2 separate regions of the Homo sapiens genome follow, and region 1 is linked to region 2. A link is an interaction called in ENCODE POLR2A ChIA-PET data of the cell type or tissue named here. Cell type or tissue: K562. All regions are shown on one strand.

What was found. Peaks named below come from ENCODE experiments on the same cell type or tissue, not always from the same donor. Only the 100,000 strongest peaks of a DNase experiment are listed, where the experiment ranks them.
Region 1: POLR2A ChIA-PET joins it to region 2 with 5 read pairs; 1 of 35 experiments calls an interaction of 5 or more read pairs at or near these places.

Annotation. Positions count from the first base shown.
Region 1 is chr2:104,976,013-104,978,512 of GRCh38, reverse strand. All of the region lies in intron 1 of MRPS9-AS2 (MRPS9 antisense RNA 2), which reads left to right. Among named protein-coding and RNA genes, the nearest start is that of MRPS9, 61 kb to the left of the region's middle. RefSeq lists an enhancer at 1,348-1,642. In K562, a CTCF peak has its summit at 1,475; a DNase peak (open chromatin) is centred at 1,512.
Region 2 is chr2:105,061,004-105,063,503 of GRCh38, reverse strand. All of the region lies in intron 2 of MRPS9 (mitochondrial ribosomal protein S9), which reads right to left. Among named protein-coding and RNA genes, the nearest start is that of MRPS9-AS2, 24 kb to the right of the region's middle. In K562, no CTCF peak of the experiment used is centred here; a DNase peak (open chromatin) is centred at 1,123.

The sequences.
Region 1 (2,500 bases), 85 kb after region 2:
ATATATATAATCCTCTATGTCTCTCTATATATGTAGAAATAGATAAACATCTCCTCTCTCTCTCTCTCCATATATATATATATATATATACATACACACACATGCACACACACAAAGAGAGAGACATATAGATAGATAGATAGACAGATGGATATAGCGAGAGACATATATACATCTTCTATTGATTCTGTTTCTCTGGAAGACCCTAACTAATACAACCAGGTGAAGGATGACTGCAGAAGTCCAGGCAAGAATCATGACAGCATGGATGGAGGTGTTGCTGTAGAAATGGAGAGAAGGCTTAGGGCTACACATATGTTTAGGCATGACCAACTAGAAGTGAGTCAGAATAGAAGTGAGTCAGGAACTTCATAAGTTCCTGCAGCATCTCCTCTACAGAATTTGGCTGAGGAGGTATGCAGTACATTCATTGCTAGCATGCTAATTAGAGGAGAGACACCAGGCATCAGTCTGGTCATCCAAATAGTGAGTAAGGAAATAAGCTCCTTCCTTTTGGATAAGCCATTGTTCATGGGAACCATTGCCCTCATGATTATTTCTTTTCAGAACAGGTGCACACAGACAATGCCTTTTATTTTGTTGGTAGATCCCTTTCTATTGGCACTGCTTCCAACTGCTCTGTTAGCCTGGCTTACCTTTTGCCTTACACCTTTTCATGAGCCACCCATCTTTGAGTGCCATTTTCCATGCCAGCATATGTATGCCTATTTTCCCAGCAGCCCCCAGTGTGGCCCCCTTCCTCCTCACCATGTGTCAGGGTTCCCTTGCTGTATCTATTCTGAGAAGTCTGAAAAATTCTACGGTTAGAGTTTGGAGTTAAAAGGAAGGAGAAGATAGAGCGAGGCTGTGAAAATACCCTGCTAATAGTAGCAGAAATGTACATGAAAAACACTTACCGAGAGATGCCTTTTATAGCATCTACATTATTATACTAACAGAAGTAAATTGTATTTTGATTGTGGCCGGTTGAAAACCACATCCTCCATGTATGAAGTATATAATCAGCTTAATCAGTTGCTGATCCCAGGACAATTTCATCCCAGTGTATTGGGAGAGTGCAAATAACATAGAGTTTATTCCATTCTTCTTAGTAATTTAAATGTCACTTTGTTAAATGAACTCGAAGACAGATTTGCATTACTTGAATTCAGGGTTTCCAATAATAATGTAACACTTTTCCTTCTCCCAATACCAAAGCAATGGCTTAATATAAAAAGCAAGTGGTTAAATTCAAAACATTTTCCCACATGAGTGTCTTTTACTGCTATAATTTTTTTTTTGTTTTTGGTGTCAAATTTATTTTTAAAATCTTGCTAAAGATGCCAGTTATTAGGCGATTGTCTGTCAACTTCAAACCCACTTCTGTGTGGTTTTGTGTTGCTGGGGCTGGGACTCTGCAAACCACACTTTACCTTTCCAGTGGCTTCTCTGATCAACTCTGCCAATAGGCGGTGCTAGAGGGAAGTTGTGCTTTGGAGGTGGAAAGGGGGACCTGGCTCCTTCCTGTTTCCTTCCAGTTTGCTTCCTGTTCCTGCAGTGTCACTCCAGCCTCATCTCTTCATGCAGACAGCAGCAGTTCATTGCAGTAGTAACAGCCGGACCTAGTTTGCAGCTTTTCCAGCACTCAGAACCAGCTTCATCTCACCCTGTGAGAGATGCCTGCACCAGCCAGCTGGTGTCCCTCCTCAGAAGTCTGCATCCCAGCACTGTGGGGCCTCTTCTTCAAGCTTCTAAGCTTTAATAATCTCTACCTCTAGTCGTAGGGGAGGCAGCTGCTTCCTGCTACCTCTGTGATATCTTAGTGTTCCCTTTTTGCCTTTTCAGTTCCTCAATTTCTAGTTAACGGGTCTTTATGCTAAAAGGTCTCTGTTAAAATAGCTGGTGTGGCTTCAGTATCTTGGCTGGACACTAAATGATATACGAGGTACCATGAAGCCACTATGAATGACTGACACCTGTGTGACTTTCCAGCCTCTCTGAGAATTCTGAGCTGCATTAAACAAGACTTAGTGTTGCTGGGCTGTAAATGCCCCAGTTTCACGGTGATGAAGACCCACTATAGCCTAGTGCAATTGATACTGCTGAAAACCTCTGGTCCTGCCAAACATTGTTTTATGCAAAAGCCCATGCAATAGAGACATTTGGAGAAACAAGAGAAATCGAAGCCATAAAAGTAGCATTTGCCAGTTTTTCCAGCTGATGTCCACTGAGAATTCTTTATAGGAGATTAGAAGGATTTCTTTCCCTAAAGAGAGCTGATAAAATAAAAGAATTTTAAGTTCTGAGCTTGCATGCCTGTAGCTCAAAGCTGTCATTAGACTTCTTGTGGCCAGGGTGACAGTATGGTAGTCAGGGAACTACCCTCAGCTGTAAAGTCCTTTTATTCTTCATTTGCAAACACTCTGACAACAAAATGCTGAAAAGGAGCTTATAACAAAACCATGTAGGAGATAGCATGCCTGTGGGGTCAGAAGCCAGC
Region 2 (2,500 bases):
CTCTTTTTCTGTATGAATGAAAGTTTTCATAAGAAAAAGTACACAAATTAGTATTTACTGCTGTTGCTATTAGATTAGAGTGTTTTGATATTTCTCAATTCTGGTTCCAACATCCATGCAACATACATGTTAATACATAAATACATATGTATATACACATAAAAGTCATATAACCTTTTGTTCTTCTATAATTTGTGATTGTTTTAATAAATTTTTGTTTGTTTTTTAGAGACTGGGTCTTACTATGTTGCCCAGGAGAGCAGTGGCTATTCACAGATGTGATCATGGCGCACTACAGCCTTGACTCCTGGGCTCAAGAAATCCTCCTGCCTCAGACGCCCAAGGAGCTGAGACTACAGCATGTGCCACGGCACCTTGCCCATTGCTGTTTTATTCAGATAAAAGAAGCAACCATGTTCTATACTTCTAAATTTCTATTTTCTCTTTTGTAGTATTTTTGAACTGTTTTTGAAGCCAATTCTTCAGGTGTTTTTAATTGTTTCAATGAAAGACAAAATACAAACTGCAAACAAATATTACTTATACTTCCAAGTATTATCTTTCTTGTAAGTAACGCAAAGCAAAAATTATAAATTCTTACTTGGGAAGAAATGAAGGGCGCAATCCTAACATGTCCAGTAGAACTTCCTCTGATAATGGAAATACTCTATATAATCTGTGCTGTTCAAAATGACAGCCAGTAGCCTATGTGGCTACTACGCTCACTGACATGTGCTTGGTGCAACCGAGGAAGTAAATTTTCATTTTATTTACTATCAATTCCATTTTATTTACTGCCAATTAATTTTAATCATGCAACTCAGCACTGTACTAATGTTACTGAGGTGTATTTCAGCAAGGTTTTTTAAACTTCATTAAATGGTTACAAGGTTAAAGTCTGTAATGTAATGTTATTGGTCTAAATTAACAAACACATATCTATTGTTACAAGACAGAATATTAACAACCAAGTAGTCTCCAAATAGAGGATTTCTACGACAAAGCTGGTAATAACGGCCATTCCTAACTTTATCTCCTGTGAAGTGAAAAGGCTGGAAGCAGTGTTTCAGTACTTAGATCTATGACTCGATTCCTTGAGGGCTTGGACGGGTAACTCAGTATCAAGACAACCATCTGTAAGGCTGCGTTTCCTGACATCTCTTAACACTACAGAGGCCCTCTGCTACTAAGCATGATAGCCTAACTTTACTATCTTAAAGAGTAAAGGTAAGAGAACTGGGTTTAGATACCCTATTTCATTCAGCCTGGACTTCAAAGTTGGGTATGTGGGTGGAAATATTTACAAACAAGAAGGAGTAGGAAAATGTAAGAGAGAAAGACAGACAGAGAGAGTGTGTGTGTGTGTGTAACAGAAGTGTGTATATGGAGTAAAAATGAGAGTAATATTACAAAAGCCTTCACTTTCCCAATCAGACTTCTTGTAGTCTGTATTCATTCAGAGGTCCTTACTGGATCAGCTCCAGTTTTCCCCCTATCCTTTGTTGTTCATTTGAATCATAGTTAATTTTAACTTGCTACTAGAAAGAAAAACATATAAATATCAAGTTGTGACAAATACTGAAAACCTTTTCTGCTTGTTTTTGCAGTTTCTTTCTCCTAGAACAAAGCATAAGCAAGAAAAACCAACAAAGCAAAATGACAAGCACAGACCTCCATCTTACGTTCTAGGAGGGTCCACCTGAAGGAATAATGTCCTCTCTAAGCACCCATACGAACAGTATCTTACTTGCAACATGCCCTCCAGGGAATACTGTCCCCAATGCTCCTCCCCCCAGGCAGTGCAACTTTCAGTCCAGTTCTGGAATAACTCTTCCCCATCACCATTATAAAAGCAGGGATGGTGGGGAGGAATGGGGCACTATCACCTTTCTCTCTAAACCTGCTGCGGGTAGTGATGCACTATTGGAAATTCTGTGTGTCAGAAAAACATCAAAATGCATCTGCCGCAGTCTGCATTTCAGCGCCAGGCATAATCTTACTAGCACTGTCTTGCTGAAGTTACTGCTGTCTCTTGTCACTGGAGTCTCTGCCGCAGGTATGAGGAAGCTCACCCCATACTACCCCTGTAGCAGCAGCAAGGCCCACTCAGGGAGCACAACAGCTTTCCAGCTTTCTTCCTCTCAGATTGCCTTCCCACCCCACAAGGCCCAATGTTAAGATTTCAACTTCTTTGACCACGATTATGCAGACCTAATTCAAAGCCAGGCTACGCAAAACCAGCTCAGTGCCACACATCCGACTGTTTTAGTTTTGACTGCCTGTAAGCTGGTCTGTTAGGGCATTGTAACTTGAGGTTTATTTCAGTAGAAAGGCATTTGCTCAAGCCCTTCCAATACAATATTTAACTTTTTTTTTTTTTTTTTTTTTTTTTTTGAGACAGAGTCCTGCTCTGTCGCCCAGGCTGGAGTGCAGTGATGCGATCTCGGCTCACTGCAAGTTCCACCTCCCGGGTTCACGCCATTCTCCTGCCTCAAGTCCT